Linked DNA regions of Homo sapiens: region 1 is linked to region 2. A link is a loop called in an ENCODE intact Hi-C map of the cell type or tissue named here. Cell type or tissue: B cell. All regions are shown on one strand. Links, peaks and the distances in the headings refer to the core of each region. The heading gives the core; the rest is flanking DNA.

The links. Hi-C counts contacts between places; a loop is a spot of excess contacts. Peaks named below come from ENCODE experiments on the same cell type or tissue, not always from the same donor. Only the 100,000 strongest peaks of a DNase experiment are listed, where the experiment ranks them.
Region 1: it touches region 2 in a loop (13-fold over the local background); 10 of 110 quality-filtered maps call a loop at or near these places.

The regions. Positions count from the first base shown.
Region 1 is chr1:16,415,463-16,425,147 of GRCh38, forward strand. It overlaps SPATA21 (spermatogenesis associated 21), which reads right to left. Exons shown (of 13, transcript NM_198546.1): 4 at 6,449-6,509; 5 at 6,047-6,095. Among named protein-coding and RNA genes, the nearest start is that of SPATA21, 17 kb to the right of the region's middle. In B cell, for the core only: no CTCF peak of the experiment used is centred there; a DNase peak (open chromatin) is centred at 5,489; H3K4me3 peaks cover 467 bases; H3K27ac peaks cover 1,087 bases.
Region 2 is chr1:16,361,554-16,371,238 of GRCh38, forward strand. It overlaps SZRD1 (SUZ RNA binding domain containing 1), which reads left to right and starts at 5,689. Exons shown (of 4, transcript NM_001114600.3): 1 at 5,689-5,755. The coding sequence starts at 5,705. It also overlaps the pseudogene RPL22P3. RefSeq lists enhancers at 1,906-1,955, 2,026-2,175, 5,386-5,445, 6,196-6,485. In B cell, for the core only: CTCF peaks have their summits at 2,013 (motif pointing left) and 2,215; DNase peaks (open chromatin) are centred at 1,998, 5,618, 5,948 and 6,248; H3K4me3 peaks cover 2,563 bases; H3K27ac peaks cover 2,483 bases.

The sequences.
Region 1 (9,685 bases), core at 1,063-9,062, 54 kb after region 2:
GGGCTTCCAAAGTCCGGGGCCTCTGCCCCTGTTGCAGATACAGACTCTGAGCCCCAAGGTGGGTAGAAGTCTGTCTCAGAATGTCTCCTATTATTATTATTATTATTCTTTTTTAGAGACGGAGTCTCGCTCTGTCACCCAGGCTGGAGTGTGTTGGTGTGATCTCGGCTCACTGCAAGCTCCACCTCCCGGGTTCACGCCATTCTCCTGCCTCAGCCTCCCGAGTAGCTGGGACTACAGGCGCCCGCCACCATGCCTGGCTAATTTTTGTATTTTTAGTAGAGACGGGGTTTCACCATGTTAGCCAGGATGGTCTCGATCTCCTGACCTTGTGATCCGCCCACCTCGGCCTCCCAAAGTGCTGGGATTACAGGCGTGAGCCACCACACCCGGCCAAATGTCTCCTATTATTTCAGGATCCAGCACCAAGTTTTGCTCCCAGCAGGCGCTCAGCCTGTGGGTGAACGATGGTGCCAAGGCCCTGACATCTTTCCCTCCAGCTTCTCCAACCCTCACACACCTGGATTCCTCCTTCTGCCTTCTCTGAGCCCCTTCCACCTGGCACCAGGTGTCCTGAACAGGCCACTGCATTGACCTCTGTGCAGCTCTTCTGTCACTGCTCTGCTACCCCCGAGCCTGCAGGGGCTCCCTGTGACTGTCACACCCATCCCTTCATCCATCTGTGCCACAAGTGCAGTCACGTGGGTACAGGGGTGCCTAGTGCCCAGCCTCGGGGTGCTCTAGTCTAGTATTTCTTCCTAGGCCCAGCTTTTTGCAAGGTGTTAAGAGTGTCATTGAAGTGCTAAGGCCAAATGCTTCACTCCACGACTGTGCAGGATGGGTCTCTGGTGCAGGTGGGCCTTGGACCCACCCAGTTCTCTCTCATTTCTCACTTGTAGTTCTGAAGATTACACAGTTAAAGAATGTGGTGGGGGCCGGGCACGGTGGCTCATGCCTGTAATCCCAGCACTTTGGGAAGCTGAGGCGGGTGGATCATTTGAGGTCAGGAGTTCAAGACCAGCCTGGCCAACATGGCGAAACTCTGTCTCTATTAAAAATACAAAAATTAGCCACACGTGGTGGTATATGCCTGTAATCTCAGCTACTTGGGAGGCTGAGGCGGGAGAATTGCTTGAACCCGGGAGGTGGAGGTTGCAGTGAGCTGAGATCACACCACTACAGCACTCCAGCCTGGGCGACAGAGAGAGACTCCATCTCAAAAAAAAAAAAAAAGAATGTGGTGGGAATGCAATATCCTAAGATAGGGAGGGACTGGCTGGAACACCCCAGGATCTGTTCCACTCCCCTGAGCCCCAGAAATAGGATGGCCTTCAAGGCTTTAGCCCAGCAAATCATGTCACCTTGATGTATAAAACCCAGGGTGTGCTGCTTTCTGCGGTCCCTCAGCAAGTGCGGCACACGCAGACAGGACTCCCTCTGTCCCAGACAGCTTTCCTGAGCCTTGGGGCCCAGGCTCACAGTGGATCCTAGGCTTCTATTGTCCTTTGTTGCCCATCTTTAGTAATAAACTCACTTTTATAACATGTATGCATGGGTATTCTGCCTCACTGGACTCAAGACAAGTTGGTAACCAGTACACGGTGAGCCTGCCTCACATCCTGGAGGCTTCATATCACAGCCAGTCTAGCTTTTCAGCCGCTCTGTCCATTGTATCCAATATGCTTGTCCCACGAGGCCCAGATGATGGCCCTCTCCATCGTCACTTTTCATTCACCTTCCTTCCCATCTCTGTAACTTTCCTTGTGATGGGTCTGCTGCCTGGCTGCCCTTTCTTTTCTTTGCCTTTTTTCTTTTGAGACGGAGTTTCACTCACTGCCTAGGCTAGAGTGCAATGGCAAGATCTTGGCTCACTGCAGCCTCTGCCTCCTGGGTTCAAATGATTCTCCTGCCTCAGCCTCCCAAGTAGCCGGGACTACAGGTGCCTGCCACCATGCCCAGCTAATTTTTTTGTGGGCTTTTTTTTTTTTTTTTTGAGACAAAGTCTCGCTCTTGTTCCCCAGGCTGGAGTGCGATGGCACGATCTTGGCTCACTGCAACCTCTGCCTCCCAGGTTCAAGCGATTCTCTCTTGAATAGCTGGGATTACAGGCACCTGCCACCACGCCTGGCTAATTTTTTTGTATTTTTAGTAGAGACGGGGTTTTTTTTCCCCATGTTGGCCAAGCTGGTCTCGAACTCCTGACCTCAGGTGATCCGCCCACCTCGGCCTCCCAAAGTGCTGGGATTACAGGCATGAGTCACCGTGCCCGGCCATTTTTTGTGTTTTTAATAGAGATGGGGTTTCACCATGTTGACCTGGTTGGTCTTGAACTACTGACCTCAGGTGATCCGCCCACCTCAGCCTCCTAAAGTGTTGGGATTACAGGCGTGAGCCACTCACTGCACCTGGCCCTGGGCGCCCTTTCTACTCCCTGGCTCTGTCTGTATTCCATTCCCTCTGTATGGCCTAATATCAGTCCTCCCTCTCCAGAAAGCTACCTGCTGGCCCCAGGGCTCCTCTGAGTGCCTGCAGGACTTCCTGTCCAGGACCTCTCATCTCTTGTGGTGCCACCAGCTCAGCTGCATCCTCCAGAGCAGGGAGCAGGGGCCCTCCCCGGCTTTCCTTGTCCTTTCTCTCCAAGCACTGGGCCTGGTATGCCACAGACACTCAGTATGTACTTGCAGAGCTAAATTGTGCCCTCTCCTCTTCTCCCCCACAGTATCCAGCCCACGCTTTGCATGGGGTAGGGATGGGGTAAAAGGCAGAAACACACAGGCAAGGAATAGTTCTTATTTCTCTCTCTCTTTTTTTTATTTTTATTTTTTTTGAGATGGAGTCTCGCTCTGTCGCCCAGGCCGGAGTGCAGTGGCGTGATCTCGGCTCACTGGAAGCTCTGCCTCCTGGGTTCATGCCATTCTCCTGCCTCAGCCTCCCAAGTAGCTGGGACTACAGGTGCCCGCCACCATGCCCAGCTAATTTTTTTGTATTTTTAGTAGAGAAGCGGTTTCACCTTGTTAGCCAGGATGGTCTCGATCTCCTGACCTCATGATCCTCCCGCCTCAGCCTCCCAAAGTGCTGGGATTACAAGCATGAGCCACCATACCCTCTCTTTTTTTTTTTTCCAAGACAGAGGCTTGCTCTGTTTCTCAGGCTGAAGTGCAGTGCCGCTATCTTGGCTCACTGCATCCTCTGCCTCACGGGTTCAAGTGACTCTCCTGCCTCAGCCTCCAAAGTAGCTGGGACAACAGGTGCACGCCACCATGCCCCACTAATTTTTGTATTTTGGCCAGGCTGGTCTTGAACCCCTGACCTCAGGTGATCCACTTGCCTCGGCCTCCCAAAGTGCTTGGATTACAGGGATAAGCCACTGCATCCGGCCTAGTTCTTATTTCTCATCTGACTTCTCACTAGTCTGGAGAGGTACCTCATCTTATTCCCATCCATTCATTTATTCAACACATTCCTGTTGAGTACCTACCACGTGCTGGGCATTGTTTGAGGCACAAAGCATAGAGGAGTAAGTCAACTAGCAAGGCTGCCCTCAGGGAGCTTGCGTTCTAGATAATGAATAGGTTGACAACTTAAAGATAATGTCGGAGGGAGAAAGTACTACAAAGACAATAAAACAGGACAATGTGATAGGCTGAGTGTGGCTGACAGGCTCCTTGAGATGGCTGGCCAGGGAAGGCCTTGTGGAAAAACTGATGTCGAAATTGAAAGTGAATGACTCAAGAGAGCCGTAAGACTGTCTATGAAGAGGAGTTCAGGCACAGGAACATTCAAAGGCCCTGGGGTGAGACTAGGCTTAGCATATCCAAGGGCTGGAGGTTAGACCAGAGTGGCTAGACATAGGGCTTTATGGCTCTTGGTGAAGATTTTGGATCTTATTCTAAGAAGATGAGGCTTGGACTAGGGTAATGAAAGAGGGAGTGGAAGGAAGGGACGGATTCAGGATTTATTTTGTAGGTAGCACTAAACAGGGCTTGTTGACACGTGAAAGGATTATAGAGGGAAAAGGAGGAATCAGAGGTGATTTTGAGCTGGGTTGCATGAGCCCCTTGGGTGAGAAAGGCAGTGTCATTTGCTGGGCTGAAGAAGACTGCTGTGGTCATGTTTGAGAAGTGAATTAGCCAGCCAGAGGGAATTCAAGTAGGCCATTGGATATATGAACATGGAATTTAAAGGCAAGGTCTATGGCTGGGCATGGTGGCTCACGCCTGTGATCCCAGCAGTTTGGGAGGCTGAGGCGGGCGGATCACCGGAGGTAAGGAGTTCGAGAGCAGCCTGACCAATATGGTGAAACCCCATCTTTACTAAAAATACAAAAATTAACCGGGTGAGGTGGTGCTTGCCTGTAATCCCACCTACTCGGGAGGCTGAGGCAAGAGAATTGCTTGAACCTCAGAGACAGAGGTTGCAGTGAGCTGAGATTGCGCCACTGCACTTCAGCCTGGGCAACAGAGACTCTGTCAATTCAAAAAAAGAAAAAGGCAAAGTCTCGCCTGAAGATATGGATTTGGGAATCATCAGAGGGACTGAATGAGATCATCCAGGGAGAGAATGGAGATGGGAGACCAGAGGGTGGAGCCCCGAGGGTGGAGAAGATGAGGAGGAACTAGGGAGGGAGACTGGGAAGGAGTTGCTAGTGACATGGGAGGAGAACCAAGGTAGGGCTGTCATGGAGCCTGGAGAAGGCAGCATTGAGGAGAGAGGGAGCCACTGTGTCTTCTGCTGTTGCGAGGTGGGCTCTGTAAGGACAGAGCTCTTCCATTTGATAAGCCAGATGGAGATTATGGAGACCCCGATAAAAGCTCTCATATGGGGATGTGTTGAGAAAAGACAAGCGGAGGAGGTGAGGGGGACAATTATTGAGGGATGGGGCTGCAAAGGGGAGCAAGGAAAGACGGCTTTTGACGCCAGGTATGTTTGTACACGCCTGTAGTCCCAGCTACTCAGGAGGCTGAGACTAGCTTGAACCCGGGAGGTGGAGGTTGCAGTGAGCCGTGATCACACCACTGCACTCCAGCCTGGGCAACAGAGACTCTGTCTCAAAAAAAAGGAAAGAAAGAAAGAAAGGCAGCTTTTGATATTGTGGAGGCTGAGCCATGTTTGTATGCTGATGGAATCGTCCTGTAGTAACGCAGAGAGGGATCATGTGGTGGGGGGAGGGGACGAGAGCTAATGAATAAATGGGGAGACAGCCATGGGAGCAGGGGCCCATCTTCACAGCTCCCATTGCAGCCAAATCAAGGCAGGGAGGGTGGTGGGTTTGGGGATGCTTCTTCTCATCTGATGCTTCTGTTTGTCAGTGACACATGAGTGAGATGAGGGGCGTGGGGGATGCTGTTGTGAAATGATGACCTGGAGCGGAGGGAGGGCGGTGTGGCCAAGGAAAAGTGAGACTTGCAGGCAGCATCTGACATGAGTGGTTAATGCTTGAAAGTGAAACCCATCAATAAGACAGGATGTTCTCCAACCGCATTAAGCTGCTCAACATGGGTACAAGGCTGAGTGAGTTTAGCCAGGGTGGGGTTTTGCCAATGAACAGAACAGGATGAGACAGGGCAGATGCTGGCAGGGCATGCATGCTAGTGACTGTGTATTTGCAGGTTGCCTGGTCAGGTCAAAGAACTAGGAAGTGGCAGAGCTTGGGGAGGGAAGGATGGCTGGGAGGGGTCGGGGAAGCCTCCCAGGTGTTCAGGGATGCTTTGGATTGTGTGGCTGTGGCCGAGGGCAAATGGGTGGAAGAAATCCATGCTGATGTGGAACAAGCCACCACCTGGGATGAACCCAAGGGCTCCAGAGTGTAAGAGCATTCTTGATGCCCACCCAGAATACACACACATGCATACACACAGGCACAGGCACACACACACACGTGTGCACATCCATGTGCACTTTAACACACAGCCACACACACCTTCCTTGGTTTGACTCCAAATAGGGGTTTGACGTGCCACATCCGCTTCTGCCCTCTTCCTCCTCCTGATCCCCCCTGCCTTTCTCCTACACAGCTCGTCCCCGTTCCCCCTATGGCCCTACTTACTGGTGGAGGAAGAGGCCCCGGTGCTGGGTGGGTCTCCACAGCCTCACCCCTGAATAGAAGAGAAACCCCCAGGTGGGGGAAGCGCTCAGCTGAAGGTTTGCCCCCCTGCCCTCCCCTCTCAGCCCCCAGGACACTCAGTTCCACCCCAGCCTCATCCCCTTGGCCTTCTCATCTCAGGGGGCTCCTTATGTCCCCACATCCTCATATATACAGGCTCACGGAACCAAGAATTCTGGTATTCCAGCCATTACACAGATGGGGAAATTGAGACCCAGCGGAGCATGACTTGCCCAAGGTCCTCTACCAGGTCAGGAGCAGTCTGGACTAGAATTCACCCCACCTGAAACTCAGCAGAAGAGCATCCTTGTTGGGGGCAGGGGATGGCACTGGATGATGACTTACCCTCCTTTTGCTTTTTTAGGTCCAGGCGTGGATGGCAGGAAGGGGTTGACTGTCTTTTCCTCTGGAGCCACGACGGACATTGGGGGCATTGCTTCCTGAGAGCTGTCCCCATGTCCCCCTGGGCTGGGCTCTGGCGGAGCCTCCTGTGGCCTGATGTGTGGGACACCTGCCTCCTTGGGGTGCTTGCCTCCCAGTGGCTGGCCATGGCTGGCCAAGCGGCAGCAAGGCTCTGCTGGCTGCACCATGTCTGCCTGGTGACTGGGGGTGGATTGATATCCGGAGCCCTGTCAAGGACAAGGACACCACGGCTGGGGAGCTCCATCCTCGTTCCCAGGTGAACCTCAATGCTCCAGGCGAACTGGAGACCAGTTATTACACACTTACTAGGGTCCCAGCACTTCAGGCATCATCTTACTTAATTCTCCTAGTGCCCCTAGAAGGTAGCACAGGTACTCCCACATTTTGAAGGGTGAGGAAATTGAAGCCCAGAGAAGGCGTGGCCTACCCAAAGAACCACACTTCCCTATGGGAGTGGAATGAGAGCCTGGAAAATTGAGAAGATCCCCTTTAAATAGGGTTTTCCTTTGTGTGTGTGTGTATTTTTTTTTTTTTTTGAGACAAGTCTCACTCTGTCACCCAGGCTGGAGTGCAGTGGCAAGAACACAGCTCATTGTAGCCTTGACCTCCTGAGCTCAAGGGATCCCCCTGCTTCAGCCTCCCAAGTAGCTGGGACTACAAATACCTGTCACCACGCCTGGCTGATATTTTTTAATTTTTGGTAGAGATGAGGTCTCACTATGTTGCTCAGGCTGGTCTTGAACTCCTGGGCTCAAGCATTCCTCCTGCCTCAGCCTCCCAAAGTGCTGGGATTACAGGCATCAGTCACCATGCTCAGCCTTAATGGGATTTTCCAAGGGATACTTCAAAGAACAAGAATCCTTCATGAGCCTCCTTAAAAAGAGGAGGTTTTGGCCAGGTGTGGTGGTTCACACCTGCAATCCCAGAATTTTGGGAGGCTGAGGGGCAGGTGGATCACTTGAAGTCAGGAATTCATGACCAGCCTGGCCAACATGGAGAAATTCTGTCTCTACACAAAATTAGCTACGCATGGTGGCTCATGTCTGTAATCCCAGCTATTTGGGAGGTTGAGGGACGAGAATCACTTGAACCCAGGAGGTGGAGGTTGCAGTAAGCCATGATCACACCACTGCACTCCAGCCTGGGCGACAGAGTGAGACTCTGTCTCTTGAAAAAAAATAATAAAGGCCTAAGTGGGTGGATCACACGAGATTAGGAGTTCAGGACCAGCCTGGCCAACATGGTGAAACCCTGTCTCTACTAAAAACACAAAAATTAGCTGGGCGTGGTGGTACGTGCCTGTAATCCCAGCCACTCAGGAGGCTGAGGTGGGAGGATCACTTGAACCCAGGAGGTGGAGGTTGCAGTGACCCAAGATCACACCCCTGCACTCCAGCCTGGGCAACAGGGTGAGACTCCATGTCAAAAAAAAAAAAAAAAAAAAAGTGGTATATTATGGTATATCCATAGAATGGAAATATTACTGAGCAACCAAAAGAACAACATGTTGATACACACAATACATGAATTTCTTTCTCTTTCTCTCTCTCCTTTTTTTTTTTTTTTTTTTTTGGAGACAGAGTCTCACTCTGTTCTCCAGGCTGGAGTGCACTGGCATGATCTCAGCTCACTGCAACCTCCGCCTCCCAGGTTCAAGTGATTCTCCTGCCTCAGCCTCCCGAGTAGCTGGGACTACAGGCACCTGCCACCATGCCCAGCTAATGTTTATATTTTTAGTAGAGACGGGGTTTCACCAGGTTGGCCAAGCTGGTCTTGAACTCCTGACCTCAGGTGATTCACCCGCCTCAGCCTCCCAGAGTGCTGGGATTACAGGCTGAGCCACCGCACCCGACCTAGATGAATCTCAAATAGTCATGTGGAGTGAACGAAGCCAGACAGAAAGAATGTACACTGTACAATTTCATTTGTGTAAAATTCCACGAAATACAAACAAATCTATAGTGATAGTTGGTAGTCGCCTGGGGATAGACTAGTGGGAGGGGGGATGAGAAAGGGCATGAGGAAATGGTTGGGGTGATGGCTATGTTTGCTTTCTTGATTGTGGGGATGGTTTTGTGGGTGTGTACATATGTCAAAATATTAAATTGTACACTTAAAGTATGTGCAAGTGAATGCCAATTATACCTTACTGAAGCTGTTAAAAATAAATCTTACCAGGCTGGGTGCGGTGGCTCACACCTGTAATCCCAGCACTTTGGGAGGCTGAGGCAGGAGAATGGCATGAACCTGGGAGGCAGAGCTTGCAGTGAGCCGAGATTGCGCCACTGCACTCCAGCCTGGGCGACAGAGCAAGACTGTCTCAAAAAAAAAAAAAATCTTACAGATAAATAAAAAAAGATCTTGTGGTCAAATAAGTTTGGGAAAGGCAATATACTCTAACCATATCTTTTTAAAATTTTTTATTTATTTTTTTATTTTTATTTTTTTTGAGACAGGGTTTCACTCTGTCACCCAGGCTGGAGCACAGTGGTGTGATCTTGGCTCACTGCAGCCTGGACCCCAGGCTCAGGGGATCCTCCCATCTCAGTATCTGGAGTAGCTGGGGCCACAGACATGTGCCACCACATCCAGCTAACTTTGGTATTTTTTGTAGGAACGGGGTTTCACCATGTTGCCCTGATCTCAAACTCCTGGGCTCAAGCAATCCTCCCACCTCAGCCTCCCAAAGTGCTGGGATTACAAGCACGAGCCACGGCGCCTGGCCTCTAATCATATCTTGCAAAATCTTACAAAGGCTCAGCAGCTAGTAAACTGCTTCCAGGATATCCTAGCATACAGAAACCTGTTTCAGCTTTGTTAAACTCAGCATGTCCCAATATTATCTGTATACAGAACCTGGCACCTCCTCCCTCCCCCCTGCACCCATTGACATACCGTGGGGCCACTCTGGAAACAAGACTTATTTTTATTTTATTTTTATTTTTTTGAGACGGAGTTTTGCTCTCATTGCCCTGGTTGGAGTGCAATGGCGCGATCTCAGCTCACTGCAACCTCCACCTCCCGTGTTCAAGCAATTCTCCTGCCTCGGCCTCTTGAGTAGCTGGGATTACAGGCATGTGCCACCACACCCGGCTAATTTTATATTTTTTAGTAGAGACAGGGTTTTACCATGTTGGCCAGGCTGGTCTTGACCTCAGG
Region 2 (9,685 bases), core at 1,059-9,058:
GAGGCCGAGGCGGGCAGATCACCTGAGGTCGGGAGTTCGAGACCAGCCTGACCAACATGGAGAAACTCCATTTCTACTAAAAATACAAAATTAGCCGGGTATGGTGGCGCATGCCTGTAATCCCAGCTACTCGGGAGGCTGAGGCAGGAGAATCGCTTGAACCCGCGAGGCGGAGGTTGTGGTGAGCTGAGATCATGCCATTGCACTCCAACCTGGGCAACAAGAGCGAAAATTTGTCAAAAAAAAAAAAAAAAAAAAAAAAGCTGGGCGCAGTGGCTCATGGCTGTAATCCTAGCACTTTGGGAGGCTGACGCGGGCAGATCACAAGGTCAGGACTTTGAGACCAGCCTGGCCAATATGGTGAAATCCCGTCTTTACTAAAAATACAAAAATTAGCCAGGCGTGGTGGCACGTGCCTGTAGTCCCAGCTACTCAGGAGGCTGAGGCAGAAGAATTGCTTGAACCTGGGAGGCAGAGGTTGCAGTGAGCTGAGATCACGCCATTGCACTCCAGCGTGGGCAACAGAGCAAGACAAGACACCGTCTCAAAAAAAAAAAAAAAAAAAAAGTGGACTCTCTGTCTCAGGAAAAAAAAAAGTCACCTGAGGTCAGGAGTTTGAGACCAGCCTGGCCAAGATGGAGAAACTGTCTCCACTAATAATACAATACACCGGGCTGGGCACGGTGGCTCAAACCTGTAATCCCAGCACTTCGGGAGGCCGAGGCGGGTGGATCACCTGAGGTTAGGAATTTGAGACCAGCCTGGCCAGCATGGTGATACCCGGTCTCTACTAAAAATACAAAAATTAGCCAGGCTTGGTGGCAGGCGCCTGTAATCCTAGCTACTTGGGAAGCTGAGGCAGGAGAATCGCTTGAACCCGGGAGGCAGAGCTTGTGGTGAGCCGAGATCACACCATTGCACTCCAGCCTGGGCAACAAAGCAAGATTCTGTCAAAAAAAAAAAATTAGCTGGGTATGGTGGCCCAGGCCTCTAATCTCAGCTACTCAGAAGGCTGAGGCAGGAGAATCGCTTGAATCCGGAGGATACAGTGAGCCAAGATCACGCCATTGCACTCCAACCTGGGTGACAAGAGAGAATCTCCATCTCCAAAAAAAAAAAAAAAATGCAAAAACTTAGCTGGGTGTGGTGGCACACACCTATAGTCCCAGCTACTCAGTACTCAGGAGGCTGAAGCAGGAGGGTCACTTGTGCTTGGAAGGTGGAGGTTGCAGTGAGCCATGATTGTGCCACTGTACTCCAGCCTGGTGACCGAGTGAGAGCAGAAAGAGTGAGAGAGAGAGAGAAAGACTCATGCTTTAGGGCCTCTGACAATACCTGTGTATTGTGTGCCTCAACTTTTTTTTTTTTTTTGAGACAAAGTCTCACCCTATCGGCCAGGGTGGAGTGCAATGGCATGATCTCAGCTCACTGCAACCTCCGCCTCCCAGGTTCAAGCGATTCTCCTGCCTCAGCCTCCCTAGTAGCTGAGACTACAGGCGCGTGCCATCACGCCCAGCTAATTTTTGAATTTTTAGTAGAGAAGGGGTTTCACCACGTTCAGGATGGTCTTGATCTTTTGACCTCATCTTCCACCTGCCTCGGCCTCTCAAAGTGCTGGGATTACAGGCGTGAGTCACGGTGCCAGGCCGCCACTGCCTCAACTTTTTGGGCTTATCCCTGGAAGAAGAAACTGCCACTACTTTTTCAATTTTAGAGCTAATTTGGTTCCATCCCTGATTTTACAGATGAGGAATCAGACTGAGAGAGAAGAGACTTGCCCAAGGTCACAAGGGGTCTATGTGATTAACTAAGACTGACCTCCTGGTTACCCATTTTGTGGAACAAAAACTATTTCATTTGCAGCATTTTCAGATGATTTCCAAGGTCTCCATCTTTCTTGTCTCCTTGAAAATGCAGTCCCAGAAATGCACAACTAATGCTTTTGTTAAGGGTCGTTGCCCAATATGCTAAATTGTAAGAAACCATCTCCCTCTGCTGGTAATATGGCATAACGACAAAGCTTAAATATAGGAGTCACTTGCATTTAGGAAAAACTATTGCTCCAGAACGAGGTTATGTCTGACAGTTTCTGTATACTTTTTTTTTTTTTAGACGGACTCTTGCTCTGTCGCCCAGGCTGGAGTGCAGTGGTGCGATCTCGGCTCACTGCAAGCTCTGCCTCCCAGGTTCACACCATTCTCCTGCCTCAGCCTCCCGAGTAGCTGGGACTACAGGCGCCCACCACCACACACGGCTAATTTTTTTTTTTTTTTGTATTTTTAGTAGAGACGGGGTTTCACCGTGTTAGCCAGGATGGTCTCAATCTCCTGACCTCGTGATCTGCCCGCCTTGGCCTCCCAAAGTGCTGGGATTTACAGGCGTGAGCCACCGCGCCCAGCCCCGTCTGACAGTTTCAACCACTTTGCTGTTGCCAAGACTCAGTCAGGATAATTTACTTCAACGAATGGGTTCACAGTAGAATGTATTCCAAGTAAATATAATCTCACAGAGTGAATAAGCCAAAAATCCATGAAATTGGTGAACTCAACAGAATTACTGAGTTTTTGTGTGGTTTTTTTTTTTGGTTTTTGTTTGTTTGTTTGTTTTTTGAGATGGAATCTCACTGTCACCCAGGCTGGAGTGCAGTGGCATGATCTCGGCTCACTGGAACCTCCACCTCCCGGGTTCAAGCGATTCTCCTGCCTCTGCCTCCTGAGTAGCTGGGATTACAGGCATGCGCCACCACGCCTGGCTAATTTTTGTATTTTTAGTAGAGACGGGGTTTCACCATGTTGGTCGGGCTGGTCTACGAACTCCTGACCTCGTGATCCGCCTGCCTTGGCCTCCCAAAGTGCTGGGATTACAGGCGTGAGCCACTGCGCTCGGCCGAGAATTACTTGAGTTTTAGAGACTTAAAAGCTGCTAGTGGAATATCCATGTGGAGATGGCAATAAGAAGCCTAGCTGTAAAAATCAGAATCAGAAACACCAGGTCAGTTCACAGCTAGAAGTCAACTTTGGCAGTCTTCAGCATACAGTGGGTGGCTTATACCATGAACATCTAGGTAAGAACAGTGGACTGAGGACAGACCCTGGAAATGAACAATATTTCAGAGTCAGGAAGTTGTGAAACCAGAGAATTAGTAAGCATATCACTTAAGCTTCTAAATAAAGACCAGTAACATTTAACACATGGTTGCAGTTTATGATGATAATCATTAAGAATACAAATAACAGGACGGGCAGAGTGGTTCACACCTGTAATCCCAACACTTTGGGAGATTGAGGCAGGCAGATCATCTGAGGTTAGGGGTTCCAGACCAGTCTGGCCAACATGGTGAAACCTGGCCTCTACTAAAAATACAAAAATTAGCTGGGCATAGTGGCAAGCACCTATAGTCTCAGCTACTCGGGAGGCTGAGGCAGGAGAATCACATGAACCCAGGAGGCAGAGGCTGCAATGAGCCAAGATTGCGCCACTGCACTCCAGCCTGGGCGACAGTGAGACTATGTCTAAAAAAAAAAAAAAAAGAATACAAATTATGAAATTTCACAGCAGGAAGGTTTTACTTCAGAAAGATTAATGGCATACTAAAAATACAAGAAAAAACACATTCCAAGTCAGATAACTTGGTTATAGCAGCCAAATGCAACACTACTGAATGACATGTATTTAAAACTGAGAGAAAAACAGGAACATGTCAGTAAGAATATAAACACATGGTGTTTGCTTATCTCCCTGCCTTTTTTTTTTTTTTTGAGACAGAGTCTCGCTTTGTTGCCCAGGCTGGAGTGCAATGGCGCAATCTTGGCTCACTGCAACCTCTGCCTCCTGGGTTCAAGCAACTCTCCTGCCTCAGCTTCCCAAGTAGCTGGGATTACAGGTGCTTGCCACCACATCCGGCTAATTTTTGTATCTTTAGTAGAGATGGGGTTTCACCATGTTGACCAGGCTAGTCTTGAACTCCTGACCTCAACTGATTCGCCCACCTCAGCCTCCCACAGTGTTGGGATTATAGGCGTGAGCCACCGCGCCTGGCATCTCCCTGTCCTTATATTTTAAGAAAGGATGATTACAGAAGTGACAATTATAAATCTTCCTCGGGCAGACAAGACACTCCCATAATGATAATAGCTAACCCTTAGGACTCTTACTATGGGTCAGGCACTGTTCTAGGCATTTCAGCATAGTAACTGGTTAAATTCTTACAATCTACTTTTGAAGTAGCTATCTCTAATGTATACACTTGGGGAACTGAGACATAGAATCCTTATGTAACTTGCGTTAAGATCACACAGCTTTTTTTTTTTTTTTTAGTAGAGATGGGCTTTTGCCTCGTTGCCCAGGCTGGTCTCAAACTGCAGGGCTCAAGCGATCCCCCCGCCTCACCCTTCCAAAGTGCTGGGATTATAGGCGTGAGCCACCATGCCCGGCCACATAAATAACTTTTTTTTGAGATAGAGTTTTGCTCTTGTTGTCCAGGCTGGAGTGCAATGGCGCAATCTTGGCTCACTGCAACCTCCGCCTCCCAGGCTCAAGCGATCTTCCCGCCTCAGCCTCCCGAGTAGGTGGGATTACAGGCATGTGCCACCATGCCCAGCTAATTTTGCATTTTAAGTAGAGACGGGGTTTCTCCGTGTTGGTCAGGCTGGTCTCGAACTCTTGACCTCAGGTGATCTGCCCACCTTGGCCTCCCAAAGTGGGATTACAGGTGTGAGCCACTACGCCTGCCCTGACATAAATAATTTTTTTTTTTTTTGAGACAGAGCCTCACTCTGTCGGCCAGGCTGGAGTGCAGTGGCATGATCTCGGCTCACTGCAACCTCCACCTCCCTGGCTCAAGCAGTTCTCCTGCCTCAGCCTCCGGAGTAGCTGGGATTATAGGCGTGTGCCACCATGCCCAGCTAATTTTTGTATTTGTAGTAGAGACGGGGTTTCACCATGTTGGCCAGGCTGGTCTTGAACTCCTGACCTCAGGTAATCCGCCTGTCTCGGCCTCCCAAAGTGCTGGGATTACAGGCGTGAGCCACCGCGCCTGGCCAGTAATTTTTAGAGGTAATACTAACGTATTTATCTACCATTAAAGACCCAGGAGAACTTAGTAGCTGGGAATCCCACTGGTTCTCCCAACTGAGGTGCAATATTATCTTTACCGTCTTTACCTTACGGTAGCGGATATAGTGTTAATAAATGATTAGAATACTGCTTTATGAGCAGGAAATACTGTAATGATTTTCACCCTATCAGAAATAATAAAATGTTTTCTGCATCAGCAGATATTTTTCATCATTTGTTGGTGTTTAAAAATGTTTTCAGAATTCTGAAGATACCATTATCTGTAGTTTAGGAAAACTACGACTCACTTTAAAAGAAAAAAAGTTTTCTTTAATTGCCTGCCCTTAGAAAAGATGGTTCCACAGAACACACTTCCGGTACTCGAGATGAGGACTTCCCTTGAACGCCCATTCTGTAAGACAGATAACGCGTTGGCCCTTAAGAAAGATGGCATCTTTCCGCCTTCTCTGCCCCCTTCCAAGATGGCTGCCCTAATGTACACTTGGGACCTTGCCTGGCGCCTCTTCCGGGCTTGGCAGCGGGCGGGGTCCATTGAGTAAAGCCTTGCGTGCCTGCGCCCGCGACGGAGGCGCGCTTCAAAGCGCAGGCGCGGGGAGGGGGTGGGGGAGGAGGGAAAGCGGCGAGTAAGATGGAAGATGAGGAGGTCGCTGAGAGCTGGGAAGAGGCGGCAGACAGCGGGGTAAGGAGGAGCCGCCGTCCCATGGCAGGGCCGGGCGAGACCTGGCGTGAGGGGAGCCTCCGGGGAGCGGGTCTGGAGATAGTTCTCCCCAAGGAAGGGCCCCATACGCCGGGCTGGGGGTGGTGGAGAGGCCCCCAGTTCCTGAGCGCCGTGAAGGCCTCTTAAAGGGGCCGCGATCCATTTCTCTCCTTTCCTTTGCCTGGTGCGCCTCCCTCCGCCCACTAACGCGCGCGTCACCCGGGGCGCCCCACCCGCCACCCGGGGCCTCCTTTCCTGACCCCCCGCGCCCACTTGCTGGCCGTGGGCCTCTGTGACTCTTTCCGATGAGCCTTGTGGCCCGAGGCACCATTTTAAAGTTCTTGTGCTCTGACCGGGACGGACACACCATGTGGGTGGTGGTGGGGCTTGCGCGGACCAAGGAGGCATGTCCGGCTTCGCAGGAAAGCGGGAGGAGGCAGCCGAGGGCGGGGGGAAATTGAATCCTCTTTGGGCTACTCAACTCTGCTAAAATCCCCCACCATCCGTCACGGTGGACGAGTCGGGTTTTTTTTCTCTTTCACTTTTACTCCAAGAAGAGTTTGTGGGCAGGCAGGCAGGTCTCACGGGGACTCTGCCAAAGCAACCGAAAGCTCTGCGGGGCAGCTCCTCTGCCACTCAGCGATCCGAGGCCCCGGGAAGGTCTAGGAGTTCGCTTGTCGGAGTCCAGGGTGTGATATGTAAAACAGCCACATTCTTGGGAGAGGAGTGGGGAGATGGACCGTTCGACTTGTTTTTGGAGTTTTTGTTTGCCTCCAGAAACTGTAGGAAAATAGTTTATCTCAAAGAGGATCTGTCAATTCTCTTAGATTTGTGAATAATTTGGTCTTTTCAGAGTTTGTCTGTGGTGACCCTTGTGAATATGGGGAGATGCTTTTTTTGTCTCCCCGTGTTCGCGTCTGTTCAATGCTGGCTGCACTGACATCCACCTTAAAGGTTTACGTGTGCGAGGAGTCGAGCGTACCAGGGTAGAGTAGGCGCTGGGTTTTTTTTCCTAAGCGCTTTTTGGGGGTGCTTATGAGCTCTGGAAGAGGCCGGGAAATTGACCCTGGCAGCAGTCAGTGGGTGTATCTAGCTCTACGGGAATGTTGAAACTTGGCTTTGAAGTTTTTTCCGCTGGTTCAGCATTTCTCTCAACGGTTGTTTATGTTTTTCCATTTAGCATAATTGAGAATTTGAAGGATTCGTTCGTTCAGAGGATATTTAGTAGAGTTCTTAATGTGACAACCATCTTTCTTGAGTTTTGGCTTAAGAAAGTTAAAGATTTTATAGGGAGTAACAGGTGTCAGTTGGCTCCTTGTTCATTCAACCAGCATTTTTGAGTGTCTGCTATATGCTAGGCAGTGTGCTTATCAGTGACTTTGTGCCAGAAAATGCAACATTTTCGGTACAGGCGTTTATTGCCTACCACTAATCTGAGTGAATCATCCAGACATCCCTATAAAAAAGCTTGGCTTACAACTTTAATATCATGCAAATGATACGTTTCTTGGGCATCTTGGCCTTTCTTTGGTTTTCCTCACCTGTTTCAAAGGGTCATAAATCCCTCATGTTAGAGAAGTTGGAGGCAAATGAACAAAAATGAATAGGATTCAGCAGAAATTGGGGCTTACTTTAGTTTTTCAGAATGGGTAAGTCAATTAGAAATAGCTAGTACAGTCCCCCATTTAACAGCTGAATAAGCCTAGAGATGTGAGATTTAGAGACTTAGGTCTTTCTGACGCTTGTCGCGTGTTCTTTCTTTTTTCTTTTGGTTCCCAAGTTTTATTGAAAAACTTATACAAAATATTCCAGATAAATGAAATTTAATCCTCATCTTCCTCCTCTTTGTCCTGGTTAATCTGGAAGTAACATAATTTGTAGCTATCTTTGCTGTTAGTAACTAGGAGCAACCAATCACGTAAATTATTCTTCATATATGTTTTGGTGAGATATTTGAAATACCTTTTGGAGAAAGGCACCTCGGATGTCACGTTGATCTTGCTCTTACTCCTTTCAATGGTCGCCATCCCTCCACCAAGGTTCTCAGCTTTTCCGTTCACTTTGATCCTTTCTTGCAAAAACTGCTCAAAATTGGCAGCATCCATGATTCCATCTTCTACGGGGTGAGTGCATTCAAGAGTGAACTTCAGAACCTGCTTCTTTTTTTTGCCCCCCTTCACCACAGGCTTTTTCACAGAAGCCATGGCAGCAGCGGAGGCAGAAAGCCAGAGTTCTTTCTGCTATCCCTTACTTTAGTAATATCCTTTAAAAATGTACCGCGGCCAGGTGCTGTGGCTCACGCCTGTAATCCCAGCACTGTGGGAGGCTGAGGTGGGTGGATAACCTGAGGTTAGGAGTTCCAGACCAGCCTGGCCAACATGGTGAAACCCCATCTCTACTAAAAATACAAAAATTAGCTGGACCCTATGGTACATACCTGTAATCCTAGCTACTTGGGAGGCTGAGCCAGGAGAATTGCTTGAACCTAGGAGGCGGAGGTTGCAGTGAGCCGAGATCATGCCATTGCACTCCAGCCTGGGCAACAAGAGTGAAACTCCATCAAAAAAAAAAACAAAAAAAAAAAACTACAGAGGTGGAACACAAACCTTGCCTTATTGACATCATGAACACTTCTGCCAAAATGCAGGTTCTCTAATATATTTTATTTAATTGAATCCTTGAAACAACCTGTTGAGGCATTGTCCCCCTTTTATAGACAAGGAAACGGAGGTTTCGAGAGTAACCTGTTTTGCGCAAGATCACACAGCTGGGGGAAGCTGGGATTTGATCCCAAGCATGTCTGACTTCAAGGCTGGGCTTTTTTTCTCTAGCATTTTGCTGCTACCTCTCTACCTGGGGACATGTGGAAAATTTGGGAATTGGGTGTTCTTTCTTTTCCTTTTTTTTTTTTTTGTTTGAGAGAAGGTCTTACTCCATTGCCCAGGCTGGAGTGCAGTGGCTCAATCTCATCTCACTGCAACCTCTACCTCCCAGGTTCAAGCGATTCTCGTGCCTCAGCCTCCCGAGTAGCTGGGATTACAAGGCGCATGCTACCACGCCCAGCTAATTTTTGTATTTTTAGTAGAGACGGGGTTTCACCATGTTGGCCACGCTGATCTCGAACTCCTGGCCTCAAGTGATCCTCCTGCCTTAGGCTCCCAAAGTGCTGGGATTACAGGCATGAGCCGCTGCACCTGGCCTTTTTTTTTTTAATTTTTTTTTTATTTTTTGAGATGAGATTGCCCAGGCTGGGCCTCCCAGTAGATTATAGGCATGTGCCACTATGCCTGGCAGCTTTCATTAAAAAAAAAAATATTTATTTATTTTAGATACAGGGTCTCATTTGGTTTCCCAGGCTGAAGTGCAGTGGCATAATCATAGCTTACTGCAACCTTGAATTCTTGGGCTCTAGCAGTCCTCCTGCCTCAGCCTCCCAGAGTTCTGGGATTATAGGCATGAGCCACTGCCCTCAGCCAGCTTTCATTTTTAATAGTTTGTCTGGGCTTATATTTGAACGCTGTCTTGAATTTGATTCCCTTTTCAAATTTCACAAAGGTTCTTGTAAATATGCACTTTTGAAAGAGGGGAGCCAGGGAGATGTTATGTCCACATCACTGGGAAACCAATGGACTGCAGGCTATACATGTCTTTCATATATAGGCAATTGCGTAAAAGTCTTGGCTTCAGGTTATCCCCTCTTCCTACTGGTAATGAGCTTTGAATACCCTACTCCAAAACAGCAAAAACTGGGTGAAGACTAATAACCTAAATGGGAAAATTGAAACTACACAAAAATCCAGCGGCAGTTCTAATCCTTGGAAGTAAAGGATTTTGGAGATCCCTGCCCTCCAACACCACAAGAAAATTTTTGTCTTTTTTCTTTGAGACAGGGTCTTGCTCTGTTGCCCAGGC